Linked DNA regions of Homo sapiens: region 1 is linked to region 2. The links are chromatin loops, found by intact Hi-C in ENCODE. Cell type or tissue: Calu3. All regions are shown on one strand. Links, peaks and the distances in the headings refer to the core of each region. The heading gives the core; the rest is flanking DNA.

The links. Peaks named below come from ENCODE experiments on the same cell type or tissue, not always from the same donor. Only the 100,000 strongest peaks of a DNase experiment are listed, where the experiment ranks them.
Region 1: it touches region 2 in a loop (3-fold over the local background); 13 of 110 quality-filtered maps call a loop at or near these places.

The regions. Positions count from the first base shown.
Region 1 is chr7:75,953,303-75,960,571 of GRCh38, reverse strand. It overlaps POR (cytochrome p450 oxidoreductase), which reads right to left. Exons shown (of 16, transcript NM_001395413.1): 2 at 6,392-6,583. The coding sequence starts at 6,570. Among named protein-coding and RNA genes, the nearest start is that of SNORA14A, 13 kb to the right of the region's middle. RefSeq lists a silencer at 1,447-1,741. In Calu3, for the core only: no CTCF peak of the experiment used is centred there; DNase peaks (open chromatin) are centred at 3,051 and 3,341.
Region 2 is chr7:75,864,079-75,870,163 of GRCh38, reverse strand. No RefSeq gene overlaps it. Among named protein-coding and RNA genes, the nearest start is that of RHBDD2, 12 kb to the left of the region's middle. RefSeq lists an enhancer at 3,339-3,633. In Calu3, for the core only: a CTCF peak has its summit at 3,523 (motif pointing left); a DNase peak (open chromatin) is centred at 3,513.

The sequences.
Region 1 (7,269 bases), core at 1,200-6,199, 90 kb before region 2:
TGCAAGGCTGAGGCAGGGAGACTGCTTGAGGCCAGGAGGTTAAGACCCAGCCTGGGCAACAGAGCGAGACCATGTCTTTAAAAAAAAATAAATAAGCCAGGCATGGTGGCATGTGCCCGTCACCCCAGCTACTCAAGAGGCTGAGCATTCCCTGGGGCTCCCTTAGGGCATGAGCTGCCCCAGTGCGAAATGCTCTGTTCAGAGGTGCAACCTGAGTGAGTGGGAGTGGACGTGAAAGAGTCATTATTATATATTATTATTATTATTATTATTATTATTTTGAGAGGGGGTCTTGCTCTGTCGCCCAGGCTGGAGTGCAGCGGTGTGAGCTCGGCGCTCGGCAGCCTTGGCATCCCAGGCTCAGGTGATCCTCTCACCTCAGCCTCCTGAGTAGCTGGGACTACAAGCGTATGCTACCGTGCCTGGCTAATTTTTGTATTTTTTCCGTAGAGACAGGGTTTCGTCATGTTGCCAGGCTGATCTTGAACTCCTGGGCTCAAAGCAATCCACCTGCCTCGGCCTCCTGAAGTGTGGGATTCCAGGCGTGAGCCACCACACCTGGCAGGAAGAGCCATTTATTATCATTACTGCTACTATTATTATGAAAAAGAACTTGTTGCTCATTACCACTCCTCTCTAACAAGTCATTAATTGCTATTACAAACAGTCCAAAAGACCTCCCCGGGAGGGATAAAACAATGTTCATGGAATAGAAAGCTCAATATTGTAGGATGTCAACTCTTCCCATATTAATATACAGATTCAATCCAATTCCAACAAAAATCCCACTGGGTTTTTTGTTTTAAAAATGTGTTTGGCCCCGTACAGTGGCTCACACCTGTAATCCCAGTATTTTGGGACGCCCAGGCGGATGGATCACTTGGGGTCAGGAGTTTAAGACCAGCCTGGCCAACGTGGTGAAACTCCATCTCTACTAAAAATACAAAAATTAGCCGGGCATCATGGTGGGTGCCTGTAATCCCAGCAACTTGGGAGGCTGAAGCAAGAGAATCGCTTGAGCCCCAGAGGCAGAGGTTGCAGTGAACTGATATCGCGCCATAGCACTCCAGCCTGGGTGACAGGGCGAGACCGTGTCTCTAAAACAAAATAAATAAATGCCAATTCTAGAAGCCACCAGAAATCATGGTGAGAGTTCCTGATATAGCCCTGGGCCACATACCTTCCTCACACTAAGCCCTATTACTCCCTACTGCTCTGTGGCTATAACAGAAATCACCTGTGCTCACTGAAATACCGGTAGCCAGGGACACTGATGTGGGATTTAGAATAGGAGATCTAGGCTTGAGGCCTGGTTGTATCAGCTAGGTGACCTTTCTGAGCCTCAGTTTTCTCCTATTTTTTATAGAGACAGGGCCTTGCTACGTTGCCCAGGCTGGTCTCCAACTCCTGGGCTTAAGCAATCCTCCTGCCTTGGCCTCCCAAAGAGCTGGGATCACAAGTGTGAACCACTACACCCAACTTCCTGCTCTGTAAAATAACATCTACAGGCTGAATGTCCCTAATCTAAAATCTGAAATCTGAAACTTTTTGAGCGTCAACATGATCCTCAAAGGGAAGAATCATTGGAGCATTTCAGATTTTCAGATAAGAAATGCTCATCTGGTGAGTATAATGCAAACATTCCAAAGTCCAAGATCTGAAACACTTCTGGCAAGCACTTCAGATAAGGAATACTCTCCTTGTCGGTAAATTAACAAATTAACACCACTCTTTTTTGTTTATTGTAGAGATGGCGGGGGGGTGGGGGTCTCCCTATGTTGCTCAGGCTGGTCTTGAACTCCTGGCTCAAGCAATCTTTGTGCCTCAGCCTCCCTAAGCACTGGGATTACAGGCGTGAGCCACCATGCCAGGCCTATTAACACTATCTTAGGAGACTAACACTATCGTAGGAGGCCTATTAACACTAAATTAGGAGCAGCATGGCAAAGTAGAGAAAACATGGCTTGTGGAGCTTGCAGACTTCATTCAAAAGCCAACTCTGCTGCTATTTAGAAGTTAGGTGGCCTTGGGCAAACTCTGCAATCCCTGGCACCTCGGTTTCTTCATCCGCAAAATGGGCTGCTCATGTCTTCGTGGAAGGGCTCTTGTAAGACTGGAGATGGTATTAATAAAAAGGATAAAAATAATAACACACTCCAGGCATGGTGGCTCACGCCTGTAATCCCAGCACTTTGGGAGGCCGAGGCAGGCAGACTGCTTGAGCCCAGGAGTTTCAGACCAGCCTGGGCAACATTGTTAGATGTCCATTTGTACAAAAAATATAAAAATTAGCCAAGGGTGGTGGTGCACGCCTGTAGTCCCAGCTACTTGGGAGGCCAAAGTGGGAGGATCTCTTGAGCCTGGGAGGCGGAGGTTGCAGTGAGCCGAGATCGTGCCAGCGTATTCCAGCCTGAACGACAGAGTGAGACCCTGCCTCAAAATAAATAAATAAATAGTAACAATCCATAACACCTGAGAGCCTACTATGCACCAGGAACTGAGCAAAGAGCTCTATGATGGATTAACTCAGTTTTCACAGCCTTATGAGGTAAGTACTACTACTACCTCCAGCTTACAGTTGGGGACACAGACTTGGAAAGATCAAGTCACCTGGCTGATGTCAGATGGCTAATGTGGGAGAGTCAGTACTCAACCTTGAGCACCCAACTTCAGGGTCCAGAATGTAGCCATGGTACTAGAAATATTTGTCTTGTACAGCGTACAGGTAAAAGCCCTGGCTGCAGCAGGCATCCAGTGTGATTTAATGAGGGAAGAGACAAGACTCTGGAAACTGCATATCTCCACACACATAAGGTTAGAAGATCATGATTAGGTGGAGGGAACAGAATTTCAGCATCCTGGCAAAGAGGAACAGTGAGAATCAACAAAAAAATACAAGTGCTTTGGGACCCTACAGCTCCCACAGTCTACAGGTTTTATGTCAACTTCCTCTTGTAAGGCCAGGGAGGTGACAGCGAGAACAGATGAGCTATGAGAGGAATGCTGCCTCCCTTGGTGGCAAGCTCCGCAGGCTCCCAGGGCCAACCCACGTCCTCACTCACGGCGGTGGGGCGGAACTTCCATTTTACAGATGAGGGAACAAGGGCCAGTTCAGGAGCTGGGTCCTGGACCCTGGTCTCTTTATCTTGAGTACTACTACGCTTTTTTATCAAAAGTACTATTCCACACCAGCAATGCCCCGTGTACCAGCCCTGGACAGGATGGGCTGGATTCCAGCTGATCTGCCCTTCCTATATCGGGCCCTCTGCTCTAAAGTCCTTTCAGCTTCAGGGTGTGGCTCTACCTTTAAGAACCTGCCCAACACCCCTCCTGCAGGACTTGGTCTGATCCCCACACCAATTCCTTCTCTCTTAGAGCTGGCGGAGCCTGTCTCTCCAGCCTGTGCCCTGGGCACATCCCATAACCTCTCTGAGAGCAGAAATGAGGCAACCCACGCTACCTAACGCACGGCGCTGTTGCAAGGAGGCCCTGATTAGACAATGTAGGTTAAAGCAGTTCACAAAGCATTTCTAAAAAGTACGCTGTGGCCGGGTGTGGTGGCTCACGCCTATAATCCCAGCACTATGGGAGGCAGAGGCAGGCAGCTCACCTGAGGTCGGGAGTTTGAGACCAGCCTGGCCAACATGGTGAAACCCCGTCTCTACTAAAAATACAAAAATTAGCCAGGCGTGGTAGCATGTGCCTGTAGTCCCAGGCACTCGGGAGACTGAGGCACGAGAATCGCCTGAACCCGGGAGGCGGAGGTTGCAGTGAGCCGAGATTGCACCACTGCACTCCAGCCTGAGTGACAAGAGCAAAAGTCTGTCTCAAAAAAAAAAAAACTATGTTGCAACACCCTCATTTTCCAGCTTAACATAAATGCTGGCTCTGTGGTCCTGATCGTGCCCGTCATAGTGCCTGGCACGAAATACGATCAACGCAAACACTACACAGCTCCTATCCCTCAGGGGCAGTGCTAGGTGAGTTTATAGACTCTTCCTCATTTAAGACAAAAGCCCCACAAGATTGGGAATACTGCCTCCATTTAGCAGGTGAGGAAACTGAGGCAGAATGAGGTTAAGGTCTCGCCCAGGGTTCACTCACCACTAGAGCGTAAGCTTGATGAAGACAGCATTCATCTATTTTCTTCACTGCTGCAGCCACACACCTTAGCATAGTGTCTGGGACACTGTAGGTAGGGCCTCAGGAAATGTTTGCTCAGTGAGTCAATGATGGAGATAAGATTGAACCCAGTTTTGTTTTGTTTTGTTTTGTTTTTGAGACGGACTCTGTCTCCCAGGCTGGAATGCAGTGGCGCATTCTTGGCTCACTGCAACCTCTGCCTCCTGGGTTCAAGCGATTCTTCTGCCTCAGCTTCCCTAGTAGCTGAAATTACAGGCATGCACCACCACGCCCAGCTAGTTTTTGTATTTTCGGTAGAGACGGGGTTTCGCCATGTTGGCCAGGCTGGTCTCGAACTCCTGACCTCAAGTGATTTCTCCCGCCTCGGCCTCCCAAAGTGGTGGAATTACAGACGTGAGCCGCTGTGCCTGGCCCTGAACCCAGTTTTTAAAAATGTAAAACTAATTCCCTGTCCATGGTATAAGAACTGTGTTGTGTGAATATCTGCTTTACGGTGTGAAGGCTGTAAGTGTTCTGGCGGGGAAGGCTGATACCCAGATTGGAATAGGGAATCGGGATTTGATGTGAGCGGCATGCTTCACCATGCCCAGCCTTGGAGAATGACTTTTCTGTGTGGCTTGTTCCTGCCAAGACAGCCACAGCCTTGGACTGGAACTGACATGACAGATGGCCCCCACTGGTGTCAGCACCAGCCCAGGGTGGCCCTGGGGTGCAAGCTAAGGCTGCAGCTGGGACTGGGTCCCCTGAAGACAGACAGAATGAAAGGGGTTCTGGTCTGAGAATGGCTCCCAATCCTGCCCCTGAGACCTGCCCCTTGCCAAATCCAGGGAGTCCCTGAAGGCAGCAGGCCCGTGCCCCTGGAGTTCCCTCGGCTCAGACCTGACCTGGCAGGTCCCCACTCAAACCTGGCTGCGGGCCCCTGGAGTCTGAGACTGGTGTTAAACACAGCCAAGCGTAACCGCAGGAAGTAATTCTGGCCGCAGGACCCTAAAATCTGGAGAATGACTTTTCCGTGTGGCTTATGGAAATCAATCTTGGAGAGACAGGGATGCAGTCACTTAGGCAGACCTTCGGTATCATTTTTTTCTGTCTACATACCATCTATACTATTATTTCCTTAACGTTTTTCTTTTAACTAATCCATCTTTTTCACTTATTCTTAAAAGGAAGCTTCATGAAAAGTTTAAAAGAGCAACAAAATAAGGCCTGTCCAAAGATTTTGTGCTCATTAGCACATAGCCTTCCAGGTGGCTACAGCCTTAAAAAGACTTTAAAATGCCAATTCTAGGCTGGGTACAGTGGCTCACGCCTGTAATCCCGACACTCTGGGAGACCAAGGTGTGCGGATTGCTTGAGTCCAGGTGTTCGAGACCAGCCCGGGACATGGCAAATCCCTGTCTCTATAAAAAAATACAAAAATTGACTGGGCGCAACGGCTCACACCTGTAATCCCAGCACTTTGGGAGGCCGAGGTGGGCGGATCACTTGAGGTCAGGAGTTTGAGACCAGCCTGGCCAACATGGTGAGACCCTGTCTCTACTAAAAATACAAAAAATAGCCAGGCGTGGTGGCGGGCACCTGTAATCCAAGCTACTCAGGAGGCTGAGGCAGAAGAATTGCTTGAGCCTGGGAGGCAGAGGTTGCAGTGAGCCGAGATCGCACCGCTGTACTCCAGACTGGTTGAAAGAACAAGATTCTGCTTCAAAAAAAAAAAAAAAAAAATTAGCTGGGCATAGTGGTGCACACCTTTAGTCCCAGCTACTCGGGAGGCTGAGGTGGGAAGACTGCCTGAGCCTGGGAGGTGGAGATTACAGTGAACCTTGATCGTGCCACCGCCATTGCACTCCAGCCTGGGCAATACAGTGAGACCATGTCTCCAAATAAATAAATAAATAAATAAATGGAAAAAAGGGTTCCAGCTCTAGCGCTGCTATTGCTGGCTAATGACCCTGGCAGGCCCGTTAACATTCTTGAGCCCCCGGTTCTTAATCTGTAAACTGGTGTCATTTTCGCAGTGCTTCCTGTGAAGGTCATATAAACAGCAGATAGAAAAGGGCCTTATAAACCCCACATAAGAGATGATTAAGGGAGAGCTCAAGCACAATCTAGCAAGAAGGCAAAACCCAAGAGTCACCCCAAAATGCTACAAGGAGCCTTGCTTCTTTCAGCCTGAGGCCCGCATGCAGGACACTGCTTGGAGTGGTGACAGAAGAGGGACAGAGAGAGGAGGCTGAGAGGCGGCACTTACAATGTCTGAATTTTGGTGAACTCGGGGACTTCTTCTTTTTTCTTTCTGAAGAGGAACCAGTAGGTTAGGAGACCCACGATGAGCGAAAACAGAATCATGTCCGTCATGCTGAAAAGAGATACTTCTTCGGCCACCGCCTCGGACACGGTGGAGCTGGTGTCCACGTGGGAGTCTCCCATGTTGATCATGAAACTGTTAGGAGACAGAAACAGCAGATGTCAGCAGAGGGTAGCAGGGTGCCCCTGAGGCTGGCTGGGGTGCCCACCTAAATGCTGGGCCTTGCCCCTGGGGCTGCAGGAAATGGTCACTGCACGGGGTAGGAGAAGGGGCTCACTCAGCCAGGTTCCTGCCAAGACAGCCACAGTCTTGGACTGGGGCTGACATAACAGACAGCCCCCAGTGGTGTCAGCACCAGCCCAGGGTGGTCCTGGGGTGCAAGCTAAGGCAGCAGCTGGGACTGGGTCCCTGGAAGACAGAGAAAATGACAGCCACTGACTCTCAGTGTGCTGGAACATCCTCTAATCCCACAAGGACACCGCACGGGGGGCAGGCGGGAGGAAGTGCACGCAAGAGTGGACCATTTCGCAGCAAACCCTTTCCCCAGCTGTGTGGCTGGCGGGGGTTGCCCTAAACCCTGCATGTTCCAAGTCTCCAGGCCTGGCCCTTGAGTGGCTCCTGATATTCACGAGCCTTGGACTATCCTGACTGGCAAGAGTGTCTCTGTATTCCTAAAACCTTGGGCTATGAAGGTAGTTCCTGTTAACAATGAGATTTATGGTGAATGCCTGCTTTCCTATGCCTGGGAGTCTTTTTTTTTTTTTTTTAAGAGACAAAGTCTGGTCCCTCCCCCTCCCCCTCCCCCTCCCTCTTTCCACGGT
Region 2 (6,085 bases), core at 1,086-6,085:
GCCTCCCAAGTGGCTGGTACTACAAGCACATGTCACCATGCACAGCTAATTTTTTTAATTTTTTTTTTTTGTAGAGATGGGGTTTCGCCAATCTGGTCTCAGACTCCTGGGCTCAAGCCATCCTCTTGCCTCAGCCTCCCAAAGTGTTGTGGTTATAGGTGTGAGTCACCGTACCTGGCTCCAAACCACTTTTGAAGCAAATAGATCTTACTACACATTCTACAGCAGGACAAGCAACCCACCACAAACGAATCAATCATGACGAAGCTAAATGAACAGCAGTCTATAATATAAAAACAAGAGCAGCTCAAGTGTAGAGTATAACCCAGGCGGCAAAGGCATTGGTCCTGTATTTGTGGGCACGTGTGCTGAAATTCCTGCAAGGCAGCCAGCCTTCTTGGAAAGATGTTGAGGAAACATTCTAAATACTAGAAATGTGCTGGTTTCTATTTATTTTATTTTTATTTTTATTTTTGAGATGGAGTCTTACTTTATCCCCCCGGCTGGAGTGCAGTGGCGTGATCTTGGCTCACTGTACCCTCCACCTACAAGGTTCAAGCGATGCTTCTGCCTCAGCCTCCTGAGTAGCTGGGATTATAGGCACCCGTCACCACGCCTGGCTAATGTTTTTGTATTTTTAGTAGAGACAGGGTTTCACCATGTTGGTCAGGCTGATCTCAAACTCCTGACCTCAGGTGATCCACCCGCCTTGGCCTCCCAAAGTGTTGGGATTATAGGTTTGAGTCACCATGCCTGGCCACAGCCAGCCTTCTTGGAAAGGTGTTGAGGAAGCATTCTAAATGCCAGAAATCTGCTGGTTTCAATTTATCAATTTAAACCTATATGACCTTCTATAATCCAGAAATTTATCAATAAGTAGCTCACGTCTGTAATCCCAGTGCTTTAGGAGGCTGAGGCAGGATCGCTTGAGGCCAAGCGTTTGAGACCAATCTGGGCAACATAGTGAGACTCCATCTCTACAAAAAATTTTAAAAATAAGCCTGGCATGGTAGCGCATGCCTGTAGTCCTGGCTACTCGGGAGGCTGGTGGGAGGATTGCTTGAGCCCAAAAGTTGGAGGCTGCAATGAGCTGATATCGCACCACCTCACTCCAGCTTGGGCAATAGACTGAAGAAAAAAAAAAAGGTAACTTTAGCATATAGAGAAATGAAAGTAATGTAAATGGAATTGGTTGTAATTCACCCATAAAGACCAAAGTTCTGTCTCTAAGATCTGAGTGCTATGGGGGATTTAAAGCTGACAAACACCAAGCATCACAGAACAGAGTAATTAATTTCTCCATTCACTCAAAAACATTTATAAAAATGTTATAGGCTGGGCATTGTGGCTCACGCCTGTCATCCCAGCATTTCGGGAGGCCGAGGCAGGTGGATCACGAGGTCAGGACTTCGAGACCAGCCTGGCCAACATGGTGAAACCCCGTCTCTACTAAAGATACAAAAAGTTAGGCGGACGTGGTAGCACGCGCCTGTAATCCCAGCTACTCAGGAGGCTGAGGTAGGAGAATTGCTTGAACCTGGGAGGCAGAGGCTGCAGTGAGCCGAGATCACGCCATTGCACTCCAGCCTGGGCGACACGGCGAGACCCCGTCTCAACCTTGTTCTGACTTTGCTGTAATAAGCATGCATGGTTAAGGCAATGAAAGCAATATATTGTAGAATTAACACTGAGCCTTGATCATCTTTACTTTCCCAAATTATTCCATTCCCCCATTCCCCACCTCATGCAGTATACATGGCAAAGGAAGATATTAAAATTTGAGCCAGTGATGAAAAATATTTATTTTTGACACATCAGCATTTTTTTGGTAAACAGAAGTTCTAGCTATATTGCCCAGGCTGGTCTCGAACTCCTGGCCTCAAGCAATCCTCCTGCCTTGGCCTTCCAAAGCACTGGGATTACAGACATGACTATATTGGCATTAAAAAAAAAAGTTTTATTAAAATTTTATTTACTGAGGCCGGGTGTGGTGGCTCACTCCTGTAATCCCAGCGCTTTGGGAGGCCAAGGCAGGAGGACTGCTTGAGGTCAGGAATTCAAGACCAGCCTGGTCAACATGCCAAAACCTCGTCTCTACTAAAAATACAAAAATTAGCCAGGTGTGGTGGCAGGCACCTGTGGTCCCAGCTACTCGGGAGGCTGAGGCAAGAGAATCGCTTGAACCCAGAAGGTGGAGGTTGCAGTGAGCCAAGATTGTGCCACTGCACTCCAGCCTGGGCAACAGAATGAAACTCCATCTTGAAAAAACCAAAAAGGTTTGATTTACTTACAATAAACTACATATAATTACAGTATAGATTTTGATACATTTTGACATATATATATACACACATATATATACACATATATACATATACATACATATATACACATATATATACATATACATACATATATATATACACACACCCATGAAACTATCACCACAATTTAGATAATGACATACCCACCACCCCCAAAAATTATATCTCACCCCTCTATAATCCCTTCTACTCTATAATCCCTGCCTTCTTTATCCCCAGGCAACCAATGGCTGCTTTGTGTCACTGTAGATTCGTTTAGATTTTCTAAAATGTTATATGAATGGAATCGTATAATATGCACTTGTGGTTTTGGCCTAGTTTCGTTCACTCAGCCAGATGATCTGACATTCATCATGTTGTTGCTTGTATCAATACTTCTTCCCGGCTGGGTGCAGTGGCTCATGCCTGTAATCCCAGCACTTTGGGAGGTTGAGGAGGGAGGATTGTTTGAGCCCAGGAGGTCCAGGCTGCAACAGTGAGCCATGATTGCGTCACTGCACTCCAGCCTGGGTGACAGAGCAAGACCCTGTCTAACATACACACACACACAGAGAGAGAGAGAGAGAGAGAGAGACAGACAGACAGATAGACAGACAGACAGAGAGAGAGTGTGTTGCGTGACTCAGCCTTTAAGCTTAGCTTTCCCTGTGGCATAAGTTTCGGGGGTTCTGAGATTTCACATTTTCCCTTTACAGGTGCATCGTAGGGTTTAGAAGGTGATATCTCACTTTGCACAGCTGAGACAGCTCTGGGACCAGTGCCAGGCATCCCACTTAGCCAGTTCTCGGGTGGTTCCTGGATTGACCCCCAACCTCCACTGCACATCTGCAGACACCTTGGGAAGGCACGGAATGACTGCAGGGATGGAATGGTTGAGGGTTGGGTGGGACCTGGACCTCATCCACCACCTGGGCATCCCAGGGGAGCAGGACATCAGGTCCCTCCAGCCCCCAACCCCGGGTGGTCCCAGCTTCTCAGGCCCGTGCCCCAGGGAGCAGTGCGGCTCCTTGTTCAACAGGAGGCTGTCATCGGTAGAACGCAGGGGTTGGTTGCCAGCTGCGGACTCCGGCTCATTTAACTGCTCTGCAGCCCCCACGCCGGGTCCTCACTGCCCCGTGGTAGATGGACAGCTGGGTTTGGCTTCCTCTGGTCTGATGGAGAAATGGCCTCATCCCAAAGCAGAATACTGTCCTCTGCTGGCTGGCCTGTGACATGGCTCACTTACAGACGATGGCTTTAAACAGGCACCCCAATGCCCCAATTTCCCCAGGTCCATCGTACCTTCGGGCAATCCCCCAAAGTTATGAAACTGCAGCCTGCCTTCCCTAGCATTCATGTGCCATGCTCTCTTTCCCCACATTCATAGGATGGGCACAGTCTGCAGGTCCACTGCCCAAGCACACATCCCCTTGGGAAGAAATGCCAACTCCCTCCCAACCCTGCTGGCTGGCATCCCTTAGATGTGTCCAACACTTGCCTTCAGCAGGGCATGGGAAGCGAGACAGGCAGGAGTCAAATAGTGTAGGCAAGCCCTTGGAGGCCATGGCGAGGAAAGTAGATGCTGTTTCCAAGGACAGTGGGAAGTTGCTTAGAGAGGTTAAGCTGGGAGGGTAATGACTAATGACCCATTTATATTTTCGAAGGAATGGGAAACAAGCACTCAAAAACATTGCTGATGAGATCGAAAATGGGTGCAATTTTTTTTTTTTTTTTTGAGACCGACTCTCGCTCTGTCACCCAGGCTGGAGTGCAGTGGTGCAATCTCGGCTCACTGCAGCTTCCATCTCCCAGGTTCAAGTGATTCTCCTGCCTCAGCCTCCTGAGTAGCTAGGATTATAGGTGCACGCCAGCACGGCTGGCTAATTTTTGTTTGTTTGTTTTTTGAGATGGAGTCTCCCTCTGTCACCCAGGCTGGAGTGCAGTGGCGCGATCTCGGCTCACTGCAACCTCTGCCTCCTGGGTTCAAGCAATTCTCCTGTCTCAGCCGCCCAAGTAGCTGGGACCACAGGCACCCACAACCACACCTGGGTAATATTTGTATTTTTAGTGGAGACGAGCTTTTACCATATTGGTCAGGTTAGTCTCGAACTCCTGACCTCAGGTGATCCACCTGCCTTGGCCTCCCAAAAGGCTGGGATTACAGTCATGAGCCACCGCACCCAGCTGGGTGCAATTTCTATAGAAGGGAATCTGACAATATCTATCAAAATGACAAATGTACATATATTTGATCAATTTCACTTCTAGGATTCTAACTTGTAGATATCCTTGCTTAAGTGCAAAGTGGTTTAAGAAGTTATTCATTGCAGCATTGACTGCCAGAATAAATGATTAGAGATGACCCAGATGTCGATCAATGTGGGAATGATTAATAAATTATGGCGCGTCCTTTTTTTTTTTTTTTTTGAGACATATTGCTGTGGTGGGATCTCAGCTCACTGCAACCTCCGCCTCCCAGATTCAAGCGATTCTCCTGCCTCAGCCTCCCAAATAGCTGGGATTACAGGTGTGTGCCACCATGACCTGCTAATTTTTTGTATTTAGTAGAGACGGGGTTTCACCACGTTGGCCAGGCTGGTCTCAAACTCCTGACCTCAGGTAATCCACCCACCTCAGCCTCCCAAAGTGCTGGGATTACAGGCATGAGCCACCATGCCTGGCCAATAAATTATGGTGTGTCCTTTTGAAGTAATCCTCTGCAGTCATAAAACCAAAAAAAAAAAAAAACCCCAAACTAAGGAAGCTAGTATCCATACAGAATGCTACCTAAAATATTTTATTGAGAGAGGCAAGGTTCCTAACAGTGATTATAGTATGTTACACAAATAACAAAAGGCTTTAAAAGGTATAGGAGAGGCTAGGCACAGTGGCTCATGTCTGTAATCCCAGCACTTTGGGAAGCTGAGGTGGGAGGATCACTTGAGCCTGGGAGTTCGAGGCTACAGTGAGCTATGTTCACAACACTACACTCCAGCCTGGGTGACAGAGAGAGACCCTGTCTCAAATATATATATATTTTGAAACAGGCCAGGCACAGTGGTTCATGCCTGTAATCACATTGCTTTGGGAGGCTGATGCAGGAGGATCTCTTGAGTCCAGGAGTACAAGACCAGCCTTGGCAACATAGTGAGATACTGTCTTTACAAAAATATTTTTTATGTTAGCCATGCATGGTGATGTGTGCCTGTAGTCCCAACTACTTAGGGGGCTGAGGCAGGAGGATCGCTTGAGCCAAGGAGGTCAAGGCTACGGTGAGCTATGATCATGCCACTGCCCTCTAGCCTGAGTGAGACACAGTAGGACCTTGACTCAAAAAAAAAATTAATTAATTTAAAAAGAAACAAAAAAGATTACTCTGGCTGTTGTGTGGAAGGAGGCAAGAGTGAAAATGGTTCATTTCACCATTTTTTTTCTTCCCTTTTTTTTTTTTTGAAACTAGAGTCTTGCTCTGTCACCCTGGCTGGAGTGCAGTGGTGTGATCTTGGCTCACTGCATCCTCTGCCTCCCAGGTTCAAACAATTCTCCTGCCTCAGCCTCCCAGTAGCTGGGACTACAGGTGCCCACCAGCATGCCCGGCGAGTTTTTTGTATTTTTAATAGAGACAGGGTTTCACCATGTTGGCCAGGCTGGTCTCGAACTCCTGACCTCCAGTGATCCACCCACCTCAGCCTCCTAAAGTGCTGGGATTACAGGCATGAGCTACCTGTCTGGCTCATCTCACCATTTTCTGTAGGTGGTGCAGGAATCCTGGAAAGAGATGA